Linked DNA regions of Homo sapiens: regions 1, 2, 3, 5, 6 and 7 are each linked to region 4. The links are chromatin loops, found by intact Hi-C in ENCODE. Cell type or tissue: dorsolateral prefrontal cortex. All regions are shown on one strand. Each heading gives the region's core, and the rest is flanking DNA. Links, peaks and the distances in the headings are about the cores only.

Region 1 (4,347 bases), core at 199-4,198, 430 kb after region 4:
ATGAGAAGAAAGGCTTCTCGCATTCAGAGGTCCGATCACTGAATGTCCTTCCCTTAGATGAAACAAAACGGTGAGAGACTCAGGGTCCTGCTTACAGCTAGGAGCACAAGCACATTGGTTCAGGCCCCTCCACCATACATGCTTCAAGACAGACAAAGACCTCTCAGCCTCAGAATCCCTAAAAGCAAGCTGACTGACAGAAAACTTTCAATGTATCCCTGAGAGCACTTACTTTAAAACACATGCTTTCGCCAGCATTGGGTTAAGAACTGTGTTCACTGGTTTGCCATGAATCATTCTGGCAACTGATAATAATAATTATTATAACTGATATTTAATGAGCACTTACTATGTACCAGGCACTGTGCTAAGCACTCTGCAAGCATTATCTTACTGAATGCTCACAGCTGCCCTGTGGGTAGGTTTTGTTATACACATTTTTTGATAAGAAAACAAAATCAAAGGTTAGGTAACTTGCCTAAGGACTGCCAGGATTCAAGTAGAAAATCTGTCCAAATTGAAAGGCAAAACCCTGGACCAGGACATGCATAAGTGGCTGAGATAATAGTTAGGGACAACTACACATTACTGAATAACCCACCCTCTGTTGCCAGCAGCTGACAACTATAGGTACTGAAAAGACAGAAGCTACCCAATCCCTACAAGAACAGACAAGTTCCAAGATTAATCCAGAGCCTGCCCTTACCTATTCAATGATTCTACACAATCTTCTTCCCTGCTTTACACTTTTTGTTTCCAACTGAACTATAAGCCCCTAGAGGGCAGGACCTGTGTTCTTTTTCACCCACATTCCCAAGGCTGCACAAAGAATTTAATACAGACTTTCTGCATGGTTTTCTACTGGTCGGTTAGGTGGGTGATGGGTTGGTTGCTTGGATGGTTGGATGGACCAATTAGTCAATATTGGTTAGCTAGTTGGATGCTGTCAGAGTGTGGGGTGAGGTAGGGGTTTTCCCTGAGTGGCAAACCTACCATGTAAAACCCAGTGGGGGTTCTCTTTGGTTTCTAAAAAAAACTCTCCCAGGGAATAAAGAACCCTTCAAATGCTTCTCCCTTCCCTTTTTCCCTCCCTCTGCCCAGCGAAGCCAGAGCTTGTGAGGACCAAGGAGGTGCTCCTTTCCCATCATCAGCCCCAATGAGGAGGACCCAGTCCCTGGGAGGAGCATTGAATAGCCCATTATGGTCACCCTTGGGAAGTACACAGGTAACTGCCATCCTTGGTTGATTGTGTAGGTCATTGGATGGGTACCTAAAGGCTAGGATGCTGCAGTGTGGAGAATAAGGAGCCCAGTGCTTCAGAGCAGCTCATTTCATCCTGCCCAGGAAAAAGGTCATGTGCTCCGATATGAGTAATTAATTTTCTCCGAGCCACGTTGAAAAGGTTAACCTGATTTATAGGACGCAATTGAGTGTAGAATGGGTTGTGTATCTTGTAAAAGGCCCGTTCCAGCATCTGAGTCTACAGACTCACCCGTGGCTGGGCATCAGCTGGGAGCTGGCCCTACCTTTTATTCCTTTATGTAGAATCCAGGTGAAAACCCAAAGAGATCCCCACTGACCAGGAAGTTGCTTCCTGAGCTCCAAATCCTAGGGGTCATTGGAGCATGCCGAGGAGGGTGTCTCCTGCTCCTGTCACAACCCCCAACTCAACAGCAGCCTCAGCCTTTATCTCCATACAATTCAGGGCCCAGGGAGAAATGCCCTGCGCTAAACTTAAGTTCTGAGTTCAAGGTCAGGCTCCTCCACTGACTCTCTGGGATTGGTACTGGGCTATACACTTTCCCCATCTCTAAAATGGGATGAAGAATCCTTGCCCTGTCTCCTTCCCTCTCATCAATTATTAGCTGTGTGAGCTTGGGCAAATTACCTAACCTTTCTGTGCCTCAGTTTTCTCATCTGTAAAATGGTAATAATAATAGTAACTATGTCATAGGATGGTTACGAGGATTACATGAATTAATATTTGTAAAGAACTTAGAACAGTGGCTAGGCCACACGATATGGTGCATAAGGGTTTGTTAAATAAATTAATAAAATCTGGATGTCCTCAGCAGGGTGTCAAGCAAAGCCAGCACCTGGTCAGCACTGTCACCTGAGGCTTGGCTCCTGGTTGAGGTAGACACCAATGGTCCTAGGGCTCCAAGAATATATTGAACAGATGGGGAATGGGGGTGTTATGGCCAGAAGTTTTTTCTTTCCTGTATCTATTCTTCATCCATGGTTAAGCTCTGCTCCCCAGAGCCGGCCAGGACTCCACCCATCAAGCCCACAGATGCTAGTCTAGCACCACCTAGTGGAAAGACTGCAGTCCGCATGTGGGTGGCTTCCAGGCCCCTCCTGGCAGAGGGAAGGAGAGTGAAGTTGCTTGGACTTACCCACCAGTCAGGCACTAAAGGAAGGAAAAAAGAAAAACACTCTGCCAGAAACCTCCCTGAGAAACTGACCCAGCTGAGAGCTCTTCACTTCGTGCCCCTGCAGTATATGGTGGTGTAGTATTTTGCAGAAGTTCGGTGTTATGCAGGTCGGCTGCATATATCACACATGCGCACGTCTATAGGATTACCAATTAAGTGAGTTAATATGAAGAACTTAGGCAAGTGCCTGGCACATAGAAAGCATTCAATAAATGTTTGTCCTCATTATGATTATGTGTATAATATGTGCATATACCTGTGCCTGAATATTCATGTAAATGTGGATGTATAGATTGTTTACATGCCTCTGTGTTTATGGATGGATGCGTGTGTGTATATATGTGTGTGTGTGTGTGTGTGTACCTAAGAATGCATATGTGCTTATGTCTGTATACATATTTATGTATGTAAATATAAGTATAGTGAGTGTGGTGTACATGTAAATGGAAGTATGTGAATGTCTGCATGTATATACACCTATGTACATGTGGATATCTTCGGGTATATTTGTGACTTTCACCGAATGGAATGCTTGCGCATTAGTTTTCTACTGCTGCATAGCAAATCAACGCGACTTAGCTGAAAACTACACCCAATTATTATCTTACAATTTCTGTGGGTTGGGAGTCCAGACACAGCCTAGCTGGTCCTCTGCTTAGGGTCTCACAGGCTACAGTTAAAGTGTTGGCCAGGATTACAATCAAATTTGAGGCCTGGGGTCCTCTTCCAAGCTCACGTGGTTGTTGGCAGATCATGTTTCCTTATAGCTGTAGCCCTCATGGCAGCTTTTTCAAGGGCAGCAGAAGACACTCTCTCTCTGACCTCCAGAGCCTCTTTTAACAGCTCATCTGATTAGGCCAGGCCCACCCAGGAGAATGTCCCTCTTGATTAATTCAAAGTCAAATGATCAGGAACTTCAATTTTATCTGAAAAATTCTTTGACCTTTGCCATAAAGCATAACCTAGTCACAAGAGTAATATCCCATCCTGTTCACAGGTCCCACCCACACTTAAGGGGAGATTATACAGGGCATGTACACAAGGGGGTAGGACTCTTGGGAACCATCTTAGAATTCTGCACTCCACAGTGTATTTTATATATATATATATACATATATCACACACACGTATGTCTGGGTCTATATGTACATGTGGTTGTATATTGGGGTGCATATATGCATGTGTGTATGTCCATGAGTGTGCTTTTCTGTGGGCTGTTTTCTTCCCAGTGGGATTGCAGGTTCCTTAAATAAAGATTGGGGCCCCTGAAGTCCAGAACTCCATCAGACCAAGGACTTTTTAATGTAAGGATTTCAGCTCTCCTGCCGATGGGCGTTTCCCAAGATGGGGTCCTGTACTCTCCACCACATGCCACATGCAGCATCTGGTCTGCATCTCAGAGGTGCTGAGTTATCATTGTACATGGCTCACATGTGCACATACACACATATGTGCATGTACACACGCATGAACACACACACACTGGTATGACTCACTCCAAGGCAAGATCAGCCTAACTAGGGACAGAGCTCACTCCTGCTCTTTAGAAGAAGCCACTCCCTGGCATCTCCCCGCCCCAACCTGTCATGAGATTACAAAGTCACTGCTCTCTCCAAAAGGAGGTCCGAAGGCTGAGACACCTCTGCCCCCAAGTTGGGCTGAGGTCCTGTTTGGGACCCAAATGGCCTTGCAATCAGGTAATGAGCTTACAGGCCTCATACCAACATTATCCAAATGGAATATTAGCCCAGGAGATGCTGAGGCCAAGATGAACTATGGCTAGAAAGTTGCCTATGGCCAAATAAGTCTGTGAAACCCTGCCTGCTTCAGCCCTCCTTGGAATTTTGCATTATAGATTAGCAGAGCAAAGGCTCTGAGAAGGCCTGCAAGAAAGTGGGGCAGGAATAACATT
Region 2 (4,347 bases), core at 278-4,277, 400 kb before region 4:
CTGCCTGTTGGGTGCCCTCCTATGCCTGCCACCACCCCTGGATCCTCCAGGTCTCCCGAAGCTCAGCTGCCTCCTTGTCCAATTTCATTTTCTCACCAGACAAATGAGGGGCTGGATCCGCCTTTCCATTCACACAGGCAGTTGTCAGCTGCAGTGGCATCTGTTCTTGTTGGAAAAATTAAGAAGGAAGTGAAAGAAGCCACAGCCCTAGAGCGGATGGCTAGGGAATCTGGGTCTGGCCTCTCCTGCGAAGACCTTTCCTGTCTCCCGTAGGAGGTGCCTGGGAGGCAGCTCAGGGCCGCAATGGACATGGGTTCTCCACCAACATTCTCTTCCCTTGAGAGGGAAGTGTGGGCCACAGGCAGTGGCTCACATCTGTAATTCCAGCACTTTGAGAGGCCACGGCGGGTGATCGGGTGGATCATTTGATCCTAGGAGTGGGACCAGCCTGGGCGACATGGCAAAACCCCGTCTCTACAAGAAAATTAGCCGGGCGTGGTGGCACGCACCTGTAGACCCAGCTACTCAGGAAGCTGAGGTGGAGGATCTATTGAGGCCTGGGAGGTGGAGGCTGCAGTGAGCCACTGTGCCACTGCACTCCAGCCTGGGCAACAGAGCGAGACCTTGTCTCAAAAAGAAGACAACGACAACAAACAAACAAACAAACAAACAAAAAACCGGAAAATGTGGTTAACATGGTTAACAGTATGGCCTCTGGAGCCAACTCCTGGGCAGGATCCCAGCTCTAGACTGACAGCTGTATGTTTGCTTGGGCAAGTTATCTAACCTCTCCGTACCTTAGGTTTCCCATCTAGCTCATAATAATGTTGTGAGGGTTAAATGAATTGATATATGTAAAACATGTGGAATCGAATACACATCTGGTACCTAGTAAGCATGTGCTTTAGTAGTGTCATAGCTGTTATTTTTTCTCTTCCTTGCCCTAGGGATTGCTTCTCTGAGGGAGGCACTCAGCCTACTGGTGTGGTGCACCCAGAGACAGAAGAGCTTTCTATGGACTGGGCAGGTTGGAGAAGGCTTCATTAATTCTACAGACCTTTATCGATCCCAGGTCCCTGAACCTCCCCCGCCCCACCGGGAACCCCAAGTCTAGAGCGGAGGGAGGCAGACACATAAACAGAGAATCAGTATAAGAGGCAAGTATGTAATGTTCAGGGGAAAAGAGGAGGTAGTGGCTAATGGATATGAAGGCTGGTGGAGGGAGGAGGTCAGAGAAGGCTTCCTGGAGGAGGTGGCATAAGTAGAAAGTAGAACTGCGAATGACAGTTTGCCAGGCAGTCCCAGGGTGGAAGGCCTTCCGGGAGACTAAGAAGAGATGTGCTCTGGGCAGCAGGAGCCCGGCTGTGAGGAGCCTGGGCTTTATCCTAAGGGCAGGAGGGAGCACCAAGGGCTGTGGAGTAGCAAGGACATAGGCAGCTGGAGGAAGGTGGCTTGGGCAGCTGTTGGAAGATGGCTGGGCATGGGAGGACTTGTCAGTTCCCTTCCTTATTCATCTCTGCAGCCCCAGCTGCCAGGACTGGTCAGTCCAGCACAGCATTGCTGGCTACCACTGAGTAGATGAACAAAGGAAAATACCTGTGATCATCTAGGCCTGAGACAGCTGGGACCAGAGAGGTAGCTGGGGTTTTGTAGGAGGGTGCAGAGCTGACGGTTTGTGGACTCTTGCAGAAGGTGTGGGGACTTCTCTTGAGGGTCATGTGCTTCTGGCTCCCCTAACAGCTCAGCCTGGGGTTGCCCTGTGTGGGAGAGGCAGGTCATGCCAGCAGCTGGGCCTGACTGGCTCTGTCCAGCAGGGGGCAGCCGCAGTGCGCAGATGGGCGTGCCCGGCGCCTTTTCTAAGTGCCACCAGCACTTAGAAAAGGGTCTTCGTGGTGGGTGGGTCGGACCCAGTGTGGCAAGGGCTTCCTTGGCGAGCTGAAGGGCAGAGAGGGGGCACCTTCACACCCTCAGGATCTTGTTGATTGGGGCAGTCCTGCGGAGACCAGGGATGCCCGCAAGACCCTGGGAAGCCTAAGTAATTTTCAACCCTGGGAGCACATTAGAGTAGCCTGGGGAGTGTTAAAAACCCACCCAGGCCTGGTGCCCTCCCCAGATCCATGAATCAGAGTCTGAGGGTGGGGCTCAGGCACCAGTCATTAAAAAAAAAAAAAAAAAAAAAAATCTCCCCTGGCCAGGTGCGGTGTCTCACGCCCGTAATCCTAGCACTTTGGGAGGCCGAGGCGGGTGGATTACCTGAGGTCAGGAGTTCAAGACCAGCCTGGCCAACATGGTGAAACCCTGTCTCTACTAAAAATACAAAAAATTAGCCGGGTGCAGTGGCGTATGCCTCTAATCCCAGCTACTTGGGAGGCTGAGGCAGGAGAATCGCTTGAAATCGGGAGGTGGAGGTTGTGGTGAGCCGAGATCACGCCATTGCATTCCAGCCTGGGCAACAAGAGTGAGACTCTGTCTCAAAAACAAAAAAACCCAAAAACAAACAAACAAACAAAAAACTCCCCTGGCAATTCTCTTTTGTTTGTTTCTTTTTTTTCTTTTATTTTTTTAATTGAGACGGGGTCTCACTCTGTCACCCAGGCTGGAATGCAGTGGCACGATCCCTTGGCAATTCCAGTACGCACTGAATTGCCCAGTGGCAGGGGTTTGAGAGGAGTGAGCCAACAAATGTCAGGACCTTCTTTTCCCTCCTGTGGGGTAGGTCTGGGTCATTTAGATCTCATGCCCACTATAGTCACAGCAGGGGGTCCGACGGCCCTTGGCCCTTGGCCTCAAGGCTGAGAGAAGGTGGGGAGCAGGGTCGCCTGCAAGGAGACACCTGCTCCCACCTGCCAAGGATGAGGCATTCAGAGTGGCTGTGGGGTGTGCTCGGGAGTGTGTCTCAGCACCGCTGCGCGTGCGGGGGCACATCCCTGTGTGCAGGTGCTGGGTACCTACGTGCATGCAAGTGTGTCTGTCCGGCATGTGAAGGGGCTTTTGGGGCTGGTTCTGTCTGCCTGGCATGCTGGCTTTTGCCTCTGTGCTTTGTGTATGTGTTGGGACACGAGTGTTGCTCTGCGCCAGCAGCTGTGAGCTGTCTCTGTCTGCAGGTTGTCTCTGCATACACGTTGCCTCTGTGTCTTTTGTGTGTCATGGTGTGTGGCTATCTCAGGGCTGGCCTGTGCACATCTGTGTTCTTGGGTCTTTTAGAGCCAACGACGAATATGAAGCTCTGCTGTTTGAAGGTGTTTTTTCTCTTTCTTTCTCTCCTTCCAGCCTGATCAGTATGCTGCTCCCGTGCAGCCTCCCCAAAGACCACACACAGGCGAGTTCTGTGTGGACAGAGTCAAGTGTGGGCTTAGAAAGATCCACCACAGCCCCTCTAGGAGTAATACCTCCAGTCAGCCTCCCTCTAGGTGTGCAGCCGGTCTTGCTGGCCAGAGCCTCCTTGCGGCCGATGCAGCCAGCAACAGGCACCGTCGGCCCACCGAGCGTGCCAGGCCCACCGCCCCTCCCTGCCCACCATGTTGGAAAGGCCATAGGAGGGATCTCAGCTAAGCAGGGCCAGATGGAGACAGAAGGACCTCCCAAGCAGGCCAGTTTGGTGCCACTTTATGTCAATATTCTCTAAATATTTGTACAACATTTATTTAGTGGAGAAGGTAAAATGATATTCTGTTAGTTAAAAAAAACCCCAGTATATCTGCTTATAATAAAAAATGGAATTTATTGCATGCACCAAGCATCACATACATGTTAACTTAGCCTTTGATATCGGAGTTTTCCCATCATTTATAATTGGATGTACATTGTGATTCACTAAGGATGGAGGTAACTGTTACATAGCTGTGGATACGTAGTTTGTTCCCAGAGACATAACTCTTTTTTTGAGACGGAGTCTCGCACTGTTGCCCAGGCGCAGTCTCGGCTCACTGCAATCTCTGCCTCCTGGGTTCAAGTGATTCTCCTGCCTCAGCCTCCCGAGTAGCTGGGATTACAGGTGCCTACCACTAGGCCCAGTTAATTTTTGTATTTTTAGTAGAGACGGGGTTTCACCATATTGGCCAGGCTGGTCTTGAACTCCTGACCTCAGGTCATCTGCCCACCTTGGCATCCCAGTGCTGGGATTACAGGCATGAGCCAACGCGCCTGGCCCCAGAGACAGAAGTCTTTATCAGGCATTGTTTGGTTTGAAAATTTCAGCCAGCTCTGCAGGCCATGTTTACCCTAAACCAGTACTGCCTTTTTGTGAGTCAGACAAAGGTGCCTCATTCAGGCAGCTCCAGCCCCGTGGACATGGATATGCAGGTTTGGGAGTGGAGGTTGGCTGGGACCTCCCTCAGCCCTGTGTGT
Region 3 (4,347 bases), core at 257-4,256, 330 kb after region 4:
GAAGTTTGCTTGGAGAAGCCCTTCCAGCTTCCATGGTCTGGCTTACCTGGCACAGGATGGGACCTGTGCCAGGGTGTATTTGAGTGATATTAAGGAAGAGGAATCCAGGAGACTTGATGATTAACTGGATTTAGGGCAGACGGGGAGTGGAGCTTGAGGGCAATGCTCAGATTTCTGACTTGAATGATTTGGGGGAGATGCCTTTCACAGAGAGGGCAGACCCCAGAGAAGGGGCAGTTTGGGGGAATGGAGGAAGAGTGGACAGGTTGAGAGGTAGGGAGTGTGAGCTGCCTGCGGGCTTTCTAATGGGGATGTTCCAGATGCAGATGTAGATTGGAGCTCAGGAGATAGACCTGGGTGTGCAGAAGGTGCCCAAAGGCAGGATGCAATCATCCGCAGGAAAAGTCAATACACACCCATTTGCTCCAAGGGCATTCAGCAATGGGGAATTCTCAGTGTGGCAGCCCCAGGGACTCACTTTACAGAGCTCCCCTGCGCACCCTGCAGTGTGCTGCAAGGCCTGGACCCGGGTGCCGCCTGCTGGATGACCTCCATCCCCAGATGTCTATGCTTGTGTCCCAGCAGCTGCCTTCTTTTTTTTCCTGTTCCAGCTGCCTCTGTTCCACCCTCCAGAGAACAAAGAGTGGCCTGGTTTGGGCACCAGGAAACCTGAGTCCCAGTCCTAACTCTGCTGACTGACTTTGGGATTTCTAAACAAGTCTTTGTCTCTCTCTCTCTCTCTCTCTCAGTCTCCTCAACAGTAAAATGGAACCAAAGGCTGGTAGGGTCAAACAAGGTGGTGCATTTGAATGCTTTACACATGTAAGGAATCTGGGTAAAAGCTGCCCGAAGTTCTGGCCAGGTCCCTCAGTCCTGTCTCCCCACGCCTCCCCAACCACCAGACTCGTAGCAGATCCTGCACCCAGATGTGTGTGGCACCACTCTCCCCATCCTTTGTTGCCTCCTCCTCTGGGGGCTCCAGGACACTACTCGGATCTCCTAAAATCTCCACAGATCCCCCCCCCCGACCCCGTCATCTTTGACTCACCAGATAACCCGGCAGGTCAGAAGACACCACTAATAATGTTCAGGTGGTGACATTTATTGCAATGCTAAGCAGCCCCTGCTTAGCTTTCAGGGCTATCAGGAAATGTCAGGCACACAGTGAATCGCTCTATACAATGCATCTTGCAGAACATTTGCAACAATCTCTTATTTGCTGATCCTAATTGAGGCCTCGCTGAGGTGCTCAGACCCCTCCTCTCCTCTCCTGCCCTTCAGCTCAGGCACTCTCTCATGATGACCCCTTCCTTGAATCCACTTTCACCAAGGCAACCGGCAGAGAGGTGAATTTAAGATGGAGAGGCACAGCCAGACGCGGTGGCTCATGCCTGTAATCCCAGCATTTTGGGAGGCCGAGACGGGCAGATCACCTGAGGTCAGGAGAAACGCCTGGCCAACATGGTGAAATCCTGTCTCCACTAAAAATCCAAAAATTAGCCGGGCGTGGAGGCGCGCGCCTGTCATCCCAGCTACTCAGGAGGCTGAGGCAGGAGAATCGCTTGAACCCGGGAGGCAGAAGTTGCAGTGAGCCGAGATGGCACCACTGCACTCCAGCCTGGGTGACAGAGAGAGACTCCGTCTCAAAAAACAAACAAACAAAAAAAGATGGAGAGACACGCTGCGGTCCTCCTAGGACACTGTCCCTTCATTTCAGGAAGAGTAGGGGTGGGTGAAGTTGCCACCCTGATTTCTGAAAGTCAGTTCACAAATCAGAGACATAGGCTGGTGCCGTTGTGCCGAAGGGAAGGTGTTGGACACCGCCGCAGGCTGTGTTGATGTGAATGGCGCCCATCTATTCCTCCACAGAGAGAGCCCTTCACCTGGAGAGTGCTCCGGATGCAGCCCTGGCTGCCAGTCAGAGGACGCCACCCCCAGCCACAGGGGAGAGCATGACTGCACTACGCTGAGACTATGGAAGGTCCTCCCCTGAGGTTTGTCCCATCAGAACTGAGGGAAAACAACAGATCACAGAACATCTGAGCCAAAAGTTGCTGGTGGCAGTGGTTCCGGTCCCTGGAAGGAACAAATCTGCAGGCGGAAAGGATAAATCCAACACGGAGAGAGGAGGGAGATGGTCCTGATAGCATTGGAGTTCCTGGTTGCAACTGTCCCTGAAACCCGGGCTCCGTGAGCCATAGTCTTCTTTTTGCCTTGTCTGGTTCAAATTGAGTCTGTCACTTGGAACCACCATGTTGTCACACTGTTACCGACATGTTCTCTCCACTGGCCTTCTGGAAGCAGTTCCCACGTCTTTGCTGTCTAATCCAGGCCAGTCCAGAAAGTGTGGCCTGGAGATCTGGGGCAGAGCAGACCCAGTGGCCACGCGTTCCACCCAGGGCCTCTCACTGCAGCTGCAGCACCACCCGCCCTCTTTGCCAGCACCTCGTGATTCCTGCTCTGCTGCCCTCTGCTGCCCCCAACTGGCCACAGGCATCGCTGCGCTCAACTCCTCCCGCCCCTCATGGGTTGGGGCCTTTTATCACAGGGACTCGAATCAGGAAGCAGAAGAAGCCGCAGGTCCGAAGAGTAGCAGCCTCTCCCAACTCCAGTCCCAGGTAAAAAAATGTATCTCCGGAAATGGGAACTCGAGAAAATCTTTACTATTACATGTGGGTTAAAAACACTCTTGTCTTCCCTAGGGGTGCGAATACTCATAATGTACAATGGGAGTTGCTGCTGCAGATATTTTCTTCCAAGTGTGGACTCTAGGCAGGGTTCCCAGGAGGCTGGAGCAGTGGGAGAGAAAGACGGAGACCGGAGGAGAGAGCCTGGAGAGTTTAATAGAGAAACTAAGTCAATAAAACAAGAGGAACTATGGGGACAGCATAGTAATTCGGGATGTAAAAGAGCCGACGAAGAAGTAGGATTGAGCCCCAAAGAGCAGCGCAGCCTCTCTGGGCTCATATTTTCCATAAATACTATGCGAGGAAAGAACCATTTATGTGTTTATAGTTTCCAGGATACTTTAGCACATAATAGTGCATTTGATTTCACACCACCTGAGACAGTTGGGATGTGTGTTCCCTCCAAATCTCATGTGGAAATGTGACTCCCAATGCTGGAGGTGGGGGCCTAGTGGGAGATGTTTGAGTCACGGGGGTAGATTCCTCATGAGTGGCCTGGCGCCCTCCCACACTAACGAGTGAGTTCTCACTCTGTTAGTTATCGCGAGATCTGATTGTTAAGAAGAGCCTGGCACCTCCTCCTCTTTCTCTTGCACCCTCCCTGGCCAGCCAACGCACTTGCTCCGCCTTCACCTTCTGCCATGAGTAAAAGCTTCCTGAGGCCTCACCAGAAGATGATGCGGGCGCCATGATTGTACAGAGTGCAGAACCATGAGCCAAACAAACCTCTTTGCTCTATAAATTATCCCGTCTTGGGTATTCCTTTATAGTGACACAAAACGGACAAACGCACCTTCCAATATGGTAATACTGTTGTATTGACACTTTTTTTTTCTCTCACAAGGAAATAGATATTATGAGAGATTTAGTGGCTTGGCTGAGGCGTATTTTTTACAAACAGCGGAGCCTAAACTCAAGCCCAAGTCCAACTCCAAGTCAGGGGCTCTCTGCCTCCACGTGGGTGAGGCTGTATTGTACGTTGATCTAGCCATGCAGGCTACAGTCACACCACCTGAATGTGCCTGATCTCATCTGATCTAACCATACAAAGTGAAAGCACGGGCTTCTCCAGCGTCAGGGAACCAGGGTGCAAAATTTGGCCCTCCTATTTGCAAGCTGTGTGCCTTTGGACAAATTACTTAACTACTCTGAGTCTCCCACATGGGTGTGTCTCATGGGGTTGTTTTAAAAAGCAAACATTAGTATATGTGCATCACCTGAGCCAGGGCATGACACATAATAGGTACAATTATGATGGTCACAAGACTTACCACGTGCATATTTCCCAATGCAATTCTCCCATAATGTTTAGTCTGATTTTGTGTTTTCCTAGTAAATTCAAATTCAGCCCCATTTCATTATTTCAACTGTAGAAGAGAAGACCCCATGGACACCTCATCACCAAAGCAAGTTAGTTGCTTTAATCCTTATTCTACGAATGGGAAACTGAAGCTCAGAGAAGGTAAGTCAATTCTTCGAGGTCACGCAGATAATACATGGTAGAACCAGGATATGAACCCAGGTTTTTCTGACTTTGAAGCCCCCACTCTTTCCAAATCCCTGTGGTCTGTGGCAATGGGAAGCATTACGGAGGAAAGTAAGGAAACAGGGACCAGTTTGGATGCTGTTGCAGTGGTCCAGATGAGAGATGACAGTGGCA
Region 4 (4,347 bases), core at 68-4,067:
GGGATGGGATCCACAGGAGAGACAGTCTGTGGCATAATTAAGAGTGAGCAAAACACAGAACAAAACAATGTGTTTTTTCCTCTCTCTTTTCTGCCACTTGCCCTAATTATTTTCCCACTTTAAAATTCTACATCAACTTTAATTAAGCTGGCCTCGGGCAGGGAAGTCTGGCAAACTTGGAGAAGTTCACTTGTTTATTTTCTTATCACTGAGTGATTGGATTTTCAAGGATCACTCTGTCTCTCTCTCTCTGCCTCTCTAAGGAGGGATGATGGCAGCCTCCTGCCCATGAGGGGACAGGTGCAGCCGAGAACTGGCTCACCGCAGCCTCTGAGGGAGACACTTCTCTACAAAAATCTATTGTTGGCTAATTCATGCTCTAGTTTTGTCTCCCCTCCCCCCACCGATTCCTGCAAGGTCAGGGATCCAGGGCAGCAATTGTTAAGCAGTGGAGAGAGTACTGGACTGGGAGTTCAGTCACTTGGGTCAGAAGCTGTTTGCCACTTACTTTTTGGGCAGGAGTCATTCATCTAGTCATTCATTCATCCACTTTTTAATTCATTTGCTCATTCTTTCATGTTACCTCATTTATTCATTCTCACATTCATTCATGTATTTGTTCTCTCCCCATCATCTGAACAACAATACGGGCCTACTTCTGCCCTCCCCAGTAATATTTGACTCCTCTGAGCCCATTTCTTCCCTCCTGCATCCCTGGGTTGTTCCAAAGACAACAAGAGATGATGTAAGTGGAAGCCAGGATGGCTCTTGGCTCAGTGAGGTGGCACTGTGGGACACCTCGGATGTTATGCCCATCACCAGACGTGGACTCTGGGTCTTTCTGGGCCTTGGTCCCTGCTCGTAGGACAAATGCCCAGACCCTCTCCAGGGTCAGGGATGTTGGCAGAATCTTGAAGTTTGCTGAATTTCATCATAAAGTGGAGGATATGAGAGTGGGGCTCTGAAGAAGCCAGGACACCTGGTGGCTGGCGGGAGCAGCAGTGTCTGAGGCTCAGACCCCAAAGTGACTGAGGACAGGAGGAGCAGGCAGATGTCTTTGCTGGGTGTGGTGAGGAGGCAGTGCATGAGGGACAGAGTGATTGAGCAAGTGAATGGATGAGTGTGTGAGTAAATGAGTGAGTGGGTGACCAAGCAGAGGACTGAAAGTAAATGAATGAATGAACAACTGGGTGATTGAAGAAAGAATAGATGGCTAAGTCAATGAATGAATGGATGAGTGAATAATAAGTAAGCAGATGAATGTAAGTAAGAAAATGCGTGAGGGGGCAAGTGAGCAAATAAGCAAAATTAATGGAAGAATAAGTGAATGAGTGGGTCATTGAGGGATTAGAAGAAGTAATCAGAGAATCACTGAATGGTGAGTAGATGAATGGGTAAGGGACTGAGTAAATGAACAAGTGAGTGATTGAGTGGATGAAAATAAATGGATGATCCTATAAACAGATGAATGAGTGAATGGATGTGATGGAATGAATGAGTACATGAATAAATTAATTAGGGAATGGATGAATGAGCGAGTGAGTGAGCAAGCAACTTTGGTCCCCACCCATGGTGCTGAAGAAAGGGAGCCTATTGCCAGAACCTGGGAGGCCAGGAGGTGCTGGTTCGTTCCCTGTGCATAATTCTCCCCACAGTGCTCCTCACACGGCAGCAGAACCCACTCTGCTTCCAGCCCATCAGCTTCTGTTCCATTATGTATAGATACAAATGGGGTTGCTGTGTATCCCTTTCTTCCTCCACCAGAACCGCACCCGAACTATTGAAACACAGATGTCAGTAAAATAACATATCTCCGGTGGCTTGTCTACCTGTATCCCTCACTGCTGAGAAATAACTCACAGCAGTGGGTTAAGCTGACAATAAACACAGGAATTGACTTCAGTGGGAAGGAGCTTGCCTGACTGTTGACAAAAATCTAAGGTGACGCAACCTTCGCTGGGCTTATTGCTTGCTCAGGTGGCAGCCTGGCTGTGCTGTTCCCTTGGGACTGGGATGAGGGACAAAAGCCCCAGGGTGATGAAAGGGTCCCTGTCTCTGAGCCAAAAGGCAGGTCACGGTGTCCTGCAAAGGGCTGGGGCACGGCTTTTGTGGTGAGCACGCACTTTGCCATTGAGAGAACACTGTACAATAGAGTAGGCTACAGGGAAGGCCTCTTCTCTTCCCTCCCTGCTCAGGCAGTTGGCAAAGATCAGGCAAGGGCTGGCGGTTGCCTTCCTCTCATCATGGCCCCATGCTGGGGTGAGATGGGGCAAGGGAGCCCCTCCCCCATTCTCAGCAAGGCACCCCAGGTGCAGGCTTGTAGAGCAGCCTGGCCCCATGGTAGGACATTTAAGGGAGTGGCTGAAGCCCCAGGGCTTCAGCGTCCAGCCACGACCAGCAGCCTGCCTACTGGGTAGCAGGAAGGGAGCTGAAGGTAGGCAGGCCTCGGCAGAGGGCACTCAAGTCCTAGGAATCTGCACTCAGCCACTGCACACGTCTACTCCGTGGTTTCCCAGGGAAGCAGAGAACATGAATCTCGGTAACTCGAGCCCAGGGCATCATCACTCACTGCGATTGTGGGGGGGGTTGAGAGCCAGAGTGGATCAGTCTAAACAAAACACGTGCACAGGGGGCTCCTCCAAAGAGCATGATCGGCCACCACTGGGTGCCCCGTCCCTCACCCAAAGTAGCTGGGGAGGGGTGGGGGGACGAGGCCAGGGAGGGGGCTGGGAGTCTTGGGTTTCTTCCTGGAAATCCTACCCTCACCACCCACCTGTGAGCCAGTGGGAGACATGAATCTCGCTGGCAGGAACTCGGGCCAGCTCAGCCGTTTTCAGGGATGTTAATGAAATGCGGGAGCACTTGTCCTTTCAGACAGCGGCCCCTTTTATTTGGGAATGAAAAGCTGCATTAGTCTGAATGAGGTTTGGAGGCCTCATAAATCCGGCGCTGGCTGCCTCGTGGGGGAGCAGGGAGCCTAGGCCTGGCTGGTGGGTAGACTTGTTTACCAACAATGCGAAAAGCCAGGATTGGCGGCTCCCAATGCCCGGAGGAGATGCGGCTGGAGATAGTGCCAGCCCTGGTGCCTGCTGGTGGCGGGGCAGCCTGGAGAGGCATGTCATGCCACCGGCAGAGAGGGCTGTAGGTCTCTCTTCATGAGTTAGGGATGACTGGGCTCCCCGATCTGCCCTGATAAAGTGTCTGAGTATTCTGCTCTTAGCCTTCCACCGCAGGCAGCAGCCCCAGTGGGGCTCCACAAGAGTGATGAGAATTGGCCCCTGCAGCTTGTCCCCTACTCAGCCCAGATGGTAGAGGACAGGGTTAATTCTATGAGCTCAGGAGTCGGCTGAGCCTATATGTGAACCTTGACATCTCACCCACAGTGCCTGGCAAATGGTGATGCCCAATATGTTTTAGAAGAAAGTAGGAAGGAAGGGAGGGAAGGAGGGAGGGGAGGGGAGGAAGGGGGGAAGGGAGGGAGGGAAGGAGGAAGGGAGGGAAGGAGGGAAGGAAGGAGGGAGAGAGGGAGGGAAGGGGAATGGAGGGAAGAAAGAAAGGTCACATACCAGCGATGTGACTTTGGACCTCTTACTTAACCCCGCTGAGGCTCAGTCTTCATCTGTAAAATGGATTTGTTATTTTAGACAAAGATCCTATCGCAGTGGGTGTGGAGAGCAAGAGGTGAAGTGATGCGTGTAAGGTAGTGAATATATTGTCTGGAACATAAAAACATGTAATAAATACTAGGGGTCATTATGGGGATCGTTGCTGCTGTTTCTGTTCTTGCAATGCATCCCACCCTCCCCTAGACCGGGAGGGAACACGCTGCTGTTAGTTTTGGGGAAACCTCTGTGTCACAAAATGGCTCGCAGCCAGGTCAAGAAAAAGGCCCAGTCCCAGGCTGGCGATGGCAGCTTCCCTCTGGCCCCAACTTGGAAGGCAGGGTTCCAGCTGCCTTCCAAGTCCAGTGACTGGGCCCCACAGCCTCTGCAGCTGGGAGGCTCTTTCCCACCGCAGCCCTACGTGGCAGCAGAAAAAAGCCTCGATCCGCAGCGTGCTGGGTAACTCCCGCCCACTCTGGGATGCAGGAGGAGCAGGCCCAGCCTGTGCTGCTTCCCTGGGGCGCCGAGGGGGCTCGCAGGTGGCAGAGCCACACTCTCACCCTCTGGGGGCCTCAGCATCCCCCTCTGCCTTCCTCCCTTCGCGTTTCTAGCACCACTTTCATGCTAGCTTTTTTGGAGGCTGCTGCTTCTCCTCCTGCTCCCCTCCCCTTATCCCTCCCTTCCACAGGCCTTGGATCTGCTCCCTCCTGGGAGCCACACCTCTACCTTTCTGCTGCTTCTGTTT
Region 5 (4,347 bases), core at 242-4,241, 390 kb after region 4:
TAAAATGATGAGGGAGAGGGCCAGTAAGTAGGGTGACAATGCCTCCTGGTTTGCCTGGGACTTTTCTGAGGAAAATCCCATGATTCAGGAAGCCCCTCAGTTCTAGGCAAACCCAGATGGCTGGTTCCCCTGTAGAAGAGCCAGCCGGAGCTGCCATGGGAGAGAAGGGCATCACCCTCCATCCTCCACCCAGCAGCTTGGGCAAGATGTAGTTGACTCCTGTCAGTTTCATAACTCACAGGAAGAGGAAGAGAGGAAAGGAAATGCCAGGAATCAAAGGGAGGCAGCGGAGGGCGAAGAGTGATGGGCTTTATTCAGTGCCAGCTCAAGGTCAGGAACGGTGCTAGGAGCATTCAAATATATCATCTCATTTAATCCTTGCAACAACTCTAGCAGGCAGGTGCTATCATTTCCACTGTATATGGAAGCGAAGAAGATTCAAATATATCATCTCATTTAATCCTCACAACAACCCTAGCAGGCAGGTGCTATCATTTCCATTGTATACGGAAGCAAAGAAGATTCAAATACATCATCTCATTTAATCCTCACAACAACCCTAGCAGGCAGGTGCTATCACTTCCATTGTGTGTGGAAGCGAAGAAGTTTCAAATATATCATCTCATTTAATCCCCGCAACAACCCTAGCAAGCAGGTGTTATCATTTCCATTGTATGTGGAAGCGAAGAAGATTCAAATATATCATCTCATTTAATCCTGGCAACAACCCTAGCAGGCAGGTGCTACCATTTCCATTGTGCAATGAAATGAAGAAGCCAGGCTCAGATCAGTTAAAGAATCGACAAGAAAAACTGTTTTTCTGGAGAGACTTTGGCCAATAACTCACCCCTGGGGAAACAAAAGTGAGTGGAACAAAGGGACTTAGCCATGCCGGCCCCTGTGGGGCCAGAGAGGAGAAAAGCAGAACTTAGTCTGACAGATGCACCTCGTCTAGAAAAGGGCAGATTTTAAAGAATCTTCCTGATAGAAAGATGCAAGCCCCTGTCTGGATCTTCAAAGGGGAAGACAGCTCCAGAGCGGTGAACAGAAATGTCACAGTCAACCAGGACCTGGAGTAGTCCCAATAGGGAAGGACAGGCAGATCTGAAGGGGTCTCAGGAAGCAGCTCCCTGGTAAGCCCAGATGTAAAGGGTGTCTGCACAGACGGCAGGGGAGCGCTGGCCAAGCAGAGAGCTACACAGACCACAGGAACCCCCAAAGCTTCAAGGGGAATGAAATGTAACAGGCAGGTGCTTAAGACATATCTCCAAACCCCAGAAAGACTCCTGTCTGAGAGGATAAGAAAGCCAAGAAATCCTAGAGGACAGAAGAGGGCAAGAAAACTCCAAACAAGCAAAATGTCTTCATTTTGGGAAACGTAGAAAAGGAGCATTTTCCTAACTTGGTCTTCATCCCAGCAAGAGCCTAGGACGTCAGTTTGTGTGCACAGGGAAGGCAAGTCTTGGAAGGAGGCCTGCCAGACCCACCTCATTTCCTGTTCTATCGAGTGACCGCCAACCTAGTGAAACTCCAGGGGTTTGGAGAATTCTCCCAAACTCCTGTGGACCAGACAAGTAAGAGGGAGTTGGATGGCAGAGCTCAGGGCATTCGTAATGACTCAGTGGGTAGGGTCAGCAGGATTTATCCTTGTGGGTCTGGGATGCAGGGGGTCACAGGGAATTCCAGACAGAGGAAATGGCAGGAGCAAAGGTGTGGCAAGTGGGAAACAGAAATGATTCCTGATCATTCCCTCCTGAGTTGTAACAAGGCAGCTTCCCGCTCACAGGCTGATATACTCAGATCTCTCAGCAGCTTGAACTTCCCGCATCCTATGACACTCATTGCTCTCATTCCTCAAATGAGCATGTGTGGAGCAGTTACTATGCCAGGCATTGTTCTAGGCACGGGCAAGCAGCCATGCACGAGGGGGCAGACAAGGGCCTTGCTTTCACAACACTTAGAGGCTAGCAGAGAACATGACACTGAGCAAAAGAAACTCCATTCTCTCAGGAAATTCTCACCCAGCCATGCAGATTTAAATGTTCGAGTACGTTGATGACTCCGAATTTGTATCTCCAGCCCAAACGTCTCCTCTGAACACCAGATGTGCACTTTCAACAGCTTCCTTAATATCTACGTTTGCGTTTCTAAAGCATTTTAAACTCACAGTCTCTAAGACAAAAATGAGTCCACAAACTTCCCCCTCAGCAAAACCTGTTTCTGCTCTTCCCTCAGCCTTTCTTCCCAGTTACTCAGGTGAAAACCTGGAAGTCATCCTACATTCCTCTCATCGTGCATGTGCATGCATGTGCACACAACTCACACACACATGCACACACACACACATGCATGTGCACACAATCCAATCCATAGCCAATTTCTTCTGGTCCTAACGTAGAAAACAAAACAAAACAAAATCCCAAATTGGCCGCTTCTTCCGGCTGTGTACTTCCACAACTAGCACCCTGGTCAGAGCCACCGTCATCTGTCTCCTGCACTGTCAAGTTAGTCTCCTCACTGGTCTCCCTGTTTCCCACAACTTACTACCCTAGGATATAGTAGCCACACAACATCCCGAATGATCTTTTAAAAAATCTAAATCAGGTGGGGCACGGTGGCTCATGCCTGTAATCCCAACACTTTGGGAGGCCGAAGTGGGTGGATCATGAGGTCAAGAGATCGAGACCAGCCTGGCCAACATGGTGAAACCCCATCTCTACTAAAAATACAAAAATTAGCTGGGCGTGGTGGTGTGCACCTGTAGTCCCAGCTACTCGGGAGGCTGAGGCCAGGAGAGTGGCTGAACCCGGGAGGCGGAGGTTGCAGTGAGCCAAGATGGCACCACTGCACTCCAGCCTGGTGACAGAGCGAGACTCCATCTAAAAAAAAATAAAAAATAAATAAAATAAAATAAAATTTCTAAATCAGACCATTTCTTTCACTTGCTCAGAACCCTTGACAACAAGCCATGCTCAGGTCCCTCCATCATGAGAAAAAGCACTGTCCCAAGCCCACGCTTCACCTGCCCCCCTCACATCAGGGTGTTCCTTAACTGTCACTCTCCACTCCCTGCCCCTCGCAATCTCCCACCAGCCAGCCTCCAGCCTCCAAAACCTCTCTCAGCAAAGTGACCCATGACCACATCCTGGGCTTACCCCTCAGCCTCCTGGGTCTTCATCCTCCCTGGCACTGTGCCCACAACCCTGCTGACCATTCATTTCCTCCCTGGGGTTTCTGCAATCTAGCTCCTCCCTGGTTCTCCTGTCTCCTCTCTGACTGTTTCTCTATTACCTTCCTGGACTCTTCTTTCTCCAGTTGCTCCATAAATGGTGGGGGTTCCCAGGACCCAAAACTCACCCTCTTTTCTGCTTATTGTAAACACTTCATCTACTTTTACTAACTCATCACTAGTTCACTGTCACTAATTCTCTGATGGTTCCCTAGTCTGTGTCTTCAAGCCCCAGACTTGTAATTGTAACTTTGTCCTGGCAATAGCACTGGAAACCAACACAAAAAGCTTGTCATTACCTTATCACTTTATCCGCATGTGTACCTTATTCTGATGCAATTTCCAATGCCAGAAATCTTGGCAACTTCCAAATCTCCTCCCTCCTTTGACCACTCTAATGTGTAATTTAGGTTTGTTGTATGGTCTGCCTCCTTAACACTGCTCGTATCTGTCTCCTCCTTCCCCTGCTCCTGCCTTAGGGAAGGCCCTCACCACCTCTCACCTGGATTTCTGCCTGCAGACTCACCTCCTGCAATCCATCCTCCAGCAACTCAACGCCAAGGAGGTTTTCCTAAAGTGCAGATCTGGCCATGTCACACTCTTCACTCTTCTATGAACCCTCATTGATGGGTCAATCAGCTGCTGTTGCTGCATAACAAACCACTCCAAAACTCAGTGGCTTTGAAGAGCTGTCATTTGTTTTTATACAATAGCTCATGCATTTGTGGGTCAGCTGCATCAGTTGACCTTGACTGGAGTCATTAGTGGTCTGCAGGTGAGCTGGGGGCTTGTCTCTAGTCTGGGCTTCACTGGGGCACAATCCCTCCTGGAACCAGCAGAAACATGCAAGGTCCCTTGAGACCTAGGCTCAGAATTGTCACTTGGTCAATCCACATCACTCTATTGTCCAAAGCTAGACACATGCTGAACTAGTATCACAAGGCAGAAAAATATACATCTCACCTTGATGGGAGAATGTACAAAGACACCTAGCAACAGCCTGGGTACAGGAAGGGCTGAAGAATTGGAGCCATTCATGTGATTCACGACAATAGCCTCCCATTGCCCTCAGGGTCAAGTCTCAACTTCCTGACCTGAAGACCCTCCATGAGCTACCG
Region 6 (4,347 bases), core at 262-4,261, 460 kb after region 4:
GGGTGATGGTGGGCAAGGAGGCTCACCAGTGGGTGCTTAGGAGGTGGAGACAAGGCTGGGTTCAGGCTGGCACCCACCAGTAACCAGACCAGGGCTCATCTTGGCAAGGCTGTCTGGATTATTCAAAGACACTCACAACTAACTGGGTGTTGGATACTTATATCATCCCTTAGGAGGGCAGAGGAGACGGTCCTTCTTCCCATTTGACAGATGAAGGAACTGAGCCCGAAGAGGCAGCCCTAGCAGTGAGTGGCAAAGCTTGGGTGTGACCCATACACATCTCTGCTCTCTTCCACCCAGCCCTCATCTCCCAATCTCCAGAACAATTCCTGGAAATTAGTAAACGCACAGTGCAATGCATTCTACTGGCCAGGGTTGCCAATAAACAATATGTAATTCTTTAGTATGGGTATGTCTTAACTATTGCATGGAACACACTTATAAACTTGTTGTTTGGCATTCAAATTTAACTAGGCATCCTGGATTTTTATTGGCTAAATCTAGAATTCTACGATAACCACTCTTCCACTCACCCACTCCTAAGCCTCCTGGAGAGACGTTAGGATAGGAGTTTCGGGGCCAGGCGCAGTGGCTCACACCTGTATTCCCAGCACTTTGGGAGGCCAAAGCAGGCAGATCATCTGAGGTCAGGAGTTCAAGACCGGCCTGACCAACATGGAGAAACCCTGTCTCTACTTAAAATACAAAATTAGCCGGGCGTGGTGGCGCCTGCCTGTCATCCCAGCTACTCGGGAGGCTGAGGCAGAAGAATCGCTTGAACCCAGGAGGCAGAAGTTGCAGTGAGCCGAGATCGTGCCATTGCGCTCCAGCCTGGGCAACAAGAGCAAAACTTCGTCTCAAAAAAAAAAAAAAAAAAGGAAATGTGTGTCAGCCCTCTGCCCCCACCCACCAGAGAAAGAGCAGACAGCCCTATGGAAAGGACAGGGGAGGAGCGAGGCCTTGACTTCGGGCAGTGCTGGGTCTGATCTCTTGCCCCTTGGTGTGTGACCTTGGCCAAGTCACTCACCCCCTTTGAGTCTTCATTTCTCCATAGGGGGGTTGTGAGCATTAAATAAGATAATCCACACAAAATGTTGTATCTTGTGTAAGTGTTCAATGGAAGGGAGCCATTATTATTATTGTTATTATTATTATTATTTACCAGATGGTGAAATTAAGGCTTAGAGAGGGAAAATGAGTTGGTGAAGGTCACCGGGAGTTGGTAGCAGACCAGACACCCGCACTCAGGCCTCCTCTGTCACTGCAGCACTGCAGCACTGAGGCACTGCACCGTGCAGCTGCTTCAGTGTTTTGTGGCCAAGACACCAGAGGCTAGCTGGGCAGTCAAGGCTCAGTGACCTATCCCAAATATCCTCCTTCTATAAACAGCTGCCTGCCGCAGCACCTGAGGCCATGGCAGGTGGCTCAGGGCCCCACAGTCTACACTCACCCACTGTTTCCTCCCCAGAGCACCTGCAGACCAAAGATGGTCTTCAGTCCCCTCTCCCTTGTGATCTGGGGGTGCTGTAAGTTCCCACCCTATATCAAATCTATCCCTAGCCTCCCAGGGAAGTTGAGAGCTGCCCTGGAATGACAGCAGTGAGGAGGAGCACTGCCATCTAGCCCGCACCAGCAGGCCAGGCCCTGGAAAAAACAAAGGATGCCTGCAAGCTTCTCAGCCCCTGAACTCCCATCTCACCTTCAGATTACTACCAGATGCAGCCGCCAGGAGAGCCTGGGATTTCTCCCAGGCCTCTCCCCAGGTTGGAAAGGAATTGAGAGGAAAGACTAGAGTGCCCTCCCACAGCGGGCCCTGCCTGGGATTCCACAGGGACCTGGCCAAGAACTCTGCCCCCTCCAACTCCCCTCCTCCCTCCCCGACCCCAGCACCCCATCTGTAACCCTAACGAGTTGCTGACAGTTCCCATCTGTTCCTCTCCGGCTTCCTGGGGAAAGGGAGAGAGAGGAGGGGATGCTGAGAAGGGTAGAACAGAGCAGAAAGTGGTTTCCTCACACTGGGGCTGCTGGGCATCCTAGCCGCATGGTTGTCCACTGCCCTGCTGCCAAAGAAACCCTCATGCCCACACCCCTGGAGGTCCCACTCCTTAGGGTGTGAGGGTCTTTAAGAGAAGAGGTTCCAGCCACAGTGTCCTGCCCAGCTGCTGACTTCCAGATTCAACAGCTGGAAATCCAGCTCTCAGAAGGACCATCTCAGGAAGAGAAAGGACCAGCCTGACTCCCCAGTCCAGGAATTCCCAAGGTGCCTTCTTCCCTCACCCCACCCCCACCCACGTTCTGCTCTCAGACCATGGGACAAGGTGGGGGCTTAAGGACAGGAGCTGCAGTCTTAGCCCACAGGCCCAGCCCACCCCCATCAGCTCCTATCTGGCTCCCGCTCGCCAATGCTGCCATCTAGAGGTCATCCGGGGCACCTCAGGAACCGATGCGCTGCCCAGGAGCCCTCTAGGATCCCCACCCCCAAGGCCCACCATGGAAGGCTGGACCAAGGATGGAGTGCCCAAACACCTTGCCTGGAGGCGCTGGGAGCGTCACCTCACCCACCCCCTACTTCCAGGAAGCTGTATGGCCATGAGCTGTTCCCTGGCTCCTTGCTCATGGAGTGACCCTCTTCACGGAAGCTCAGGGCCTGTTAGAAAGGAAAATGAAGTCGCTATAAGAAGGGAAAATGAACGGGAAAGCTCAGGGCCTGTAAGAAGGGGAAACGAAGTGATGTGCCACCACGTCTCACACTCACTGAAGCTGCCATGTGGATAATAGTGCCCCATTTAAAAGTCGAGGACACAGGCACAGGTAGGTAGAGGGAACCGTTCATTTAGAGTGATAAACTTCCTGGCTTGGTTTTCTGGAGGGGATCACTTCAGTCCTCAAAGGTTCGCTAATTCGTTTGCCAGTCCTGTGCTGGGGGAGGACCTACTGTGTGTTGGGGTCTGTGCCAGGTCCTGGGAAACTCAGGGACATATCAGACGCTGCCCAAGGCACACTCACCAAGGGGCTGGGGGGCATGGGCAGGACTCCTGGCTACACCAGGAAGTCCCTGAGAGGCAAACCATGAGGTCCCTGTGAGAAGTCACCAGCCGTGACAGCAATGCCAACAGAACCATCCTCAGCCAGGGAAGGCCATTTGGCAGCCCATGCTTCTTAGACGGGGCCCTGTCCTGAGCACTGCTTCAGAGACTTACCCATAAGGGACTAGGAGAGGCCACCATCCACCAGTCACCACAGCCAAGCAGCCCTCTCCCCCAGAGGAACCAACCTCTCTCAGAGCCAGCTATGACAACCCCCAGTCCCCTAGACAAGCTAGAGAACCCACAGGGCTAACACATAGCAGGTGCTCAGCCTATGTTAGAAGAATGAAGAAATTAGATAATTAAGGGGTTATTCACACGGGAGCTTCCCAGCCATATAAAATCAGATCTACCACTCCTTCCACCCCTGGCTGTCCTTGTCCCAGTGGCCAGCAAGTCCTTAGAGTAGAGGAAACCCAGGAGACTAGCATTCTCGTTCCATTGCTGCATCTCACCTGCTGCGTGACCCATGGCAAGCCTCCCCTCTCCGGGCCTCAGTCTCCCCATGTGTATAAGGGGGAGTTGGACTAGACAGGTGGTGTCTAAGGCCTTGGTATAGGGGAGGGTAACCTAACCCTACCCAGCCACCCTAACTCTCTTACCCTTTCCACCCCTCCTCCTCCAGAATCAAAGGTGAGGCCATAAGCTGGTACCACATGGAGACCTAGAGGAATTGCTGCCCAACACACCTGTGTGTCCCCCCAACATACACAAAGTATGCATATGTACATACAAACATGCACACATGTGCATGAAGCCACATACATGCACGCATGCATTACAGGCACCCGTGTATACACATACCAGTGTCTGCACATCACACACTCAAACACATGCCCTGTGCTCAGTGCTGCAGAGCCTCAGAAACAAGCTTAGGGACACACTGAAGTTATGAAATTGATTTCTCTGGGAACAGTTGGAATTAGTTTTAATTATCTTTATCTTTCTTCCAATTGTGCTCTCAGCCTTCCCCTCGCTGTGTAATCCATTGCTATTGACTTCCCCGTAGGCGCTGGGGATGGGGGAAGCTGGGTGGGGTATGCAATGTGTTCATTTTTGGTACAAATAAACAACAGCAACAATCACCTCCCACCCATGTCTTCCTCTGCACCAGAGGAATCAGCCTCTCCCAGAGAGCCAGCAGGACTTCCTGCTCCCACAAACACACTCACAACATCCAAACCTTATTCTTCAAGGAAGCCCCTTCCAGGAAGCCCTCCCTGGTTGGGATGAGAGAGGGCTTAGACATGCGATCTGTTCA
Region 7 (4,347 bases), core at 83-4,082, 290 kb before region 4:
ATCCGTCAGTTAGCAAGATGGATGAACGGAAGATGAAAAAGGGAAGGCAAGGGGAGAGGTAGGAATAGAAATGGGATGGGGCGCTGGTCAGGCAGTGAATGCAAATCCCAAGTGGGCTAGGCTCAACTCCTAAGCAAAGGGGGAGATTCAGAAGCCGGGGGGTTGAAACCCAGGACACTGGTCAGCAGGCACTGGGGCTCCCTAGCCTGTCTGTTATACCATTGAGGAAGCCACTGGCTTCCACTGTTATAGTGGGTCATATACTTTTACTTACTTTTTGGCTTAGGGTAGCTTTCCTGTAAGCCTTCCCTCTCCCCCTGAGAGTGTCCTTTTTAGCACCAGGGGTGGTCTCTCTATATTCCTTTCATGGCCATGGGGCTTAGTATGCAACGTCCCTCCAGCAACCTCCCAAAGTCCTCCTTGCTTGGAGACCCCTCGTGTCAATGCTCATCGGAGGGCTATGGCAATGTCCCATAATCCTTCAGGTGAGTATGCAGATTAGGCTCTGCTGTGACCTGGGCACAGGTGCAAACCTTTAGTCTCCTTTCTGCTCCTTTTGGTATCTTTTTAAAAATTACAAAGCTTCCATGCAGAAATGTGCACACGTCACAATATTACAAAATGTCTGAAAGCAAATATTTCCCAAAGAATTGTGGGAACACAAGCAAACACCTTTCTTTCGTTCTCTGTTATTTCTGGATGAAAGCAGATAATGAGTTACCCTTTTCACAATCAATGTTCAGTGAATTTTTGGCTACATTTTTCGGAGCAAATATAAACAGGGTAAGTTGAAGGCATGGATTATTGCAAAATAAAATTGGGATACATGAAGCTTAAAAGTCTTAATTTTAAAACTAGTCCTCACAATAGACCAGAACTTGATCCTCTCTAATTCTTTGCAAACAGCGTTTGCATTTTATTATCAAATGTGTCTTATATCAGCGTAGGATGAGATTTGGCTCATGTTTTTGCATAAATATAATAAAAGGAGGCTTCCCAGTGAACATAGATTTGGGAAATAGTGTTTACTTATTTCTCTCAATTCAAAAGAGTGTGAACTGGAAATTTTTTGTTTCAGTAATTTTTTCTTTTGAACACAAAGGCTGTGTATTGTTTCTTTCTACAAAGAACACAAGCCAATCTGGGGACAATTATGGTTTTGTATTTCTCTCTGGGGAGCACAGGCTCATGCTGTGAACTTGCCGATCAGCAAACCAGGCTCCATGCCACCAGATGGGATGTGAACTTGGCATGGGGATGACCAAAATCCTGGGATCCAGACTCAGGACAGGCAGCTAGCCTCCCCTGGGGCAGGCAGGGACCAGAAGAGCCCCAGAGGGTCTTGTAGAACAGAGGCGGAGGAGGAGAGGACAGAAAGGACAGGGAGACAACCAAGGTATGAGGTGGGAAGTTCTAACATTCCTCTTTGTGCTATTCCGTCCTTCCAGGAATTACAGGTAGGGGAGATGCTGGTTTTGGGTGAGCTCTGGAATTTCAAAGAGGTTACCTTGGGTCTAGAGCAGATAGGAAACTATAGAGAAGCAGTGAAGGGCCTGGAGTCAGCCAGACCTAAGCCAGACCTGAGTCCTTTCTCTGCTGCTCATGGTAGCTCTTGACCATGGGCACTTGATGTCAACTCTTTGAGCCTCCATTTCCTTGTCCTGTAGAATGGGGTAATAATAGGACTTTAGAAGATTGTTGTGAAGGTTTACTGGAGAAAAGAAAAATGTGTAAGAAACACTTTACTTGGTGCCTGGTCCATATTTGCCAGCTCTTGGTTGTTAGTTCAAGCTGAGCAGAAGCACCCACATGCAGAAGGATTTGACAGTTCTGGACCTGGGCCTCAGTCTACTTTGCATTAGAGTAAATTATGTATGTCTGTCGTGATTATAGTTAGAAGCTCCCAGAGGGTTGGAAACTCCAAGCTCAGATACCTCAAATACTAGGTAATTGTGTTTTGAGTTGCACTAAATTTAATTCCTCCTTTAAACCAGTAATTTCAGCTCCACTGGTTACCTTCCTTTCTTTCTTTTTTTTTTTTTTGAGACGAAGTCTTGCCCTGTCACCCAGGCTGAAGTGCAATGGTGCAGTCTCGGCTCACTGCAACCTCTGCCTCCTGGGTTCAAACAATTCTCCTGCCTCAGCCTCCTGAGTAGCTTGAATTACAGGCGCCTGCCACCACGCCCAGCTAATTTTTGTGTTTTTAGTAGAGACGGGGGTTTCACCATATTGGCCAGGCTGGTCTCGAACTCTTGACCTCGTGATCTGCCTGCCTCGGCTTCCCAAAGTGCTGGGACTACAGGCGTGAACCACGGCGCCGGGTCCCCTTTTCAGGGTTGTTTCTGGCAGGGGAGGGTCCAGGTTCTTGACCACTTGTCTTTTTAGTACACTCTTCCTGCAATATGCACTCATTGTCACCAGGTGGCAGTAGAGTCCCAGGCCGCTTTGGGGAGCCGGGCCATAGCAAAGATTTCCATCCTTGGGAGACATTTAAAAATGGATTTCTACTTATTAAACCAGTTCAATGAGATTAACCTACTTACCACCCTCAACTTTAAGCATGGCAAGCATCAGAGCAGCTAATGAGACAAAATACAAAGTGTTTGGTACACTCAATTATCTTTTCTGGACTAATCCCTAAAGAGCGTCTAATCCGGTGCTCCCATTCCTCAGGGAAGGCATTCTCTTCTCTCAACACTCAGGTTCACTCCACTTGGTGTCACCACTCCCTGTAGCTTCCTTTTGCTCTGGCTTTTGTTCACTCGTTCAGCCAACCTTGAGGTGCATCTTCTCCGTGTGGACCCCATGCAGGGGAGTGCTCAGCCGGGGGAGGGAAGGGGAAGGGCTATGGAAACAGAGAGGGGGGTCACAAACCCAAGTGCCTTCCATGGCCAGGGTGGTAATGGAGATGGGTGAATTGGGTCTGAGTAAGAAGAACAGGGAGTTGGGGAGGGGCAACCTGGAGACTTGGGGCCCCACCTAGAGGGTGGCAGCTGCCACTCAGTTCCACGTGATTGTTGCAAGGTGGGAATGTGGCACAACACTGCCATATCTTCCTATTCTTCAAGATAAATTAAATGTTTAGGTTTTATATCTATATCTATATCTATATCTATCTATCTATCTATATCTATCTATCTATCTATCTATATATATATATCTATATATATATATATCTATATCTATCTATATATATATATAAAACATCTCTTACTTTAAAATTGTGGGCCTGGTTTGACTCTCGTGCTGTGAGTTTGAGACTCTGAAATAGAGGCTTATGGCACAGTGTGATAGAGTGGTAAAGAAGCTGTGTCCAGAGAACTGTGGGAGCCCAGAGGAGGGAGCCCCAATTCTGTCTGGAGCATTCATTCATTATTCATTCAGTAAATATTTACTGCATTCCTATCGTGTGCAGAATGCCTGGGATTCATAGTCGAACAAGATACACAGAATCCTTACCTCCATGGCGTGCACAGCTCATTAGGGGAGGCAAATACCGAACGCTGAATGATGTTATGTATGATTTGGTTGGATATTGTATAGAATAATCTGAGGGACAAATTTACAGTGCAATGAGCGTCCGCGGGTGGGTCAGGGAGGCCTTCCCTGAGGAAGTGATGTTTGGTCTGAGATCTGAAGGATGAATAGGAGTATAACTTGTCCATTGACCAGGCCAGCCACTGGCCATTTAGTTCCAGAAATGAGCTAAATGCCCACTGGGGAGGGTATAACTCAGAAAGGGCCATGATCTGGAGAAGAGGACACTTGCTGGGAAGGTGTCCCAGACGGTCAAAGTTGGACCCTTTTCCTCCATAGAATGTGCAGGACAGAGCAGAAATCCACTGGGGAAGAGACGAGGGAGCAGAGCAGCTTCCCTGCTTCCTTCCACCCAGAGCATGTGCTGTGAGAGCAGTGGGTGCCCAGGCCAGCAAAGGAGAGGCTTTGGGAGGGTCTGGGGAGAGTGGACAGCTCCTTCAAAGACCAGAGAGAGGGTCTCAGGCTAGCATTTTGGGAAGGAAAATTGGGGCAGAGAATGGAGGTCCCCGGCTCTCAGGCCAACAAGATTCCAAATTCCATCAGAAGGATGAGCAGTGCTCACAGGGGAGCTGAAGGCTGAGGACTCTGGGGCTGAGGAGGCTCCAGGCCCACAGTTACAGCAGGAAGGCTTGGAAGTCAGGTGCACAAAGTTTGACATATAGGAGAATAAGCTCTCCTGATCTGGTTTTGTATTCTGTTTCCCTGCTGATGAACTGTGTGATCTTAAGCAACTTACTTAAACTCTCTGAGCTTCAGCATTGTCATTTGTGGGATGGACATTTTCTGTCTGCTTTGTGGATGGGGTGATTA

The links. Peaks named below come from ENCODE experiments on the same cell type or tissue, not always from the same donor. Only the 100,000 strongest peaks of a DNase experiment are listed, where the experiment ranks them.
Region 1: it touches region 4 in a loop (2.2-fold over the local background); 6 of 110 quality-filtered maps call a loop at or near these places.
Region 2: it touches region 4 in a loop (2.8-fold over the local background); 10 of 110 quality-filtered maps call a loop at or near these places.
Region 3: it touches region 4 in a loop (8-fold over the local background); 35 of 110 quality-filtered maps call a loop at or near these places.
Region 5: it touches region 4 in a loop (9-fold over the local background); 3 of 110 quality-filtered maps call a loop at or near these places.
Region 6: a loop joins it to region 4, with 9 times the contacts of the local background. A loop is called at or near these places in 16 of 110 quality-filtered maps.
Region 7: a loop joins it to region 4, with 2.3 times the contacts of the local background. A loop is called at or near these places in 6 of 110 quality-filtered maps.

The regions. Positions count from the first base shown.
Region 1 is chr1:36,607,407-36,611,753 of GRCh38, reverse strand. No RefSeq gene overlaps it. Among named protein-coding and RNA genes, the nearest start is that of CSF3R, 130 kb to the right of the region's middle. In dorsolateral prefrontal cortex, for the core only: CTCF peaks have their summits at 2,124 and 2,325 (motif pointing left); a DNase peak (open chromatin) is centred at 2,293.
Region 2 is chr1:37,431,940-37,436,286 of GRCh38, reverse strand. No RefSeq gene overlaps it. Among named protein-coding and RNA genes, the nearest start is that of LITATS1, 40 kb to the left of the region's middle. In dorsolateral prefrontal cortex, for the core only: CTCF peaks have their summits at 1,601 and 1,810 (motif pointing right); a DNase peak (open chromatin) is centred at 1,816; H3K27me3 peaks cover 449 bases.
Region 3 is chr1:36,702,018-36,706,364 of GRCh38, reverse strand. LOC107984941 (a long non-coding RNA gene) reads left to right here and starts at 4,044. Exons shown (of 3, transcript XR_001737977.2): 1 at 4,044-4,149. RefSeq lists an enhancer at 2,467-2,556. In dorsolateral prefrontal cortex, for the core only: CTCF peaks have their summits at 531 (motif pointing left), 2,276 and 2,475 (motif pointing left); DNase peaks (open chromatin) are centred at 522 and 2,454; H3K27ac peaks cover 1,061 bases; H3K27me3 peaks cover 226 bases.
Region 4 is chr1:37,036,531-37,040,877 of GRCh38, reverse strand. No RefSeq gene overlaps it. Among named protein-coding and RNA genes, the nearest start is that of GRIK3, 4.2 kb to the right of the region's middle. RefSeq lists an enhancer at 2,306-2,866. In dorsolateral prefrontal cortex, for the core only: a CTCF peak has its summit at 2,453 (motif pointing right); DNase peaks (open chromatin) are centred at 2,457, 2,937 and 3,934; H3K4me3 peaks cover 685 bases; H3K27ac peaks cover 574 bases; H3K27me3 peaks cover 1,706 bases.
Region 5 is chr1:36,651,624-36,655,970 of GRCh38, reverse strand. No RefSeq gene overlaps it. Among named protein-coding and RNA genes, the nearest start is that of CSF3R, 170 kb to the right of the region's middle. In dorsolateral prefrontal cortex, for the core only: a CTCF peak has its summit at 1,926 (motif pointing right); a DNase peak (open chromatin) is centred at 1,900; H3K27ac peaks cover 571 bases.
Region 6 is chr1:36,574,315-36,578,661 of GRCh38, reverse strand. No RefSeq gene overlaps it. Among named protein-coding and RNA genes, the nearest start is that of CSF3R, 94 kb to the right of the region's middle. In dorsolateral prefrontal cortex, for the core only: CTCF peaks have their summits at 2,226 and 2,426 (motif pointing left); a DNase peak (open chromatin) is centred at 2,401; H3K27me3 peaks cover 2,557 bases.
Region 7 is chr1:37,322,039-37,326,385 of GRCh38, reverse strand. No RefSeq gene overlaps it. Among named protein-coding and RNA genes, the nearest start is that of LITATS1, 150 kb to the left of the region's middle. In dorsolateral prefrontal cortex, for the core only: CTCF peaks have their summits at 1,137 and 2,416 (motif pointing right); a DNase peak (open chromatin) is centred at 1,235; H3K4me3 peaks cover 473 bases; H3K27ac peaks cover 1,400 bases; H3K27me3 peaks cover 969 bases.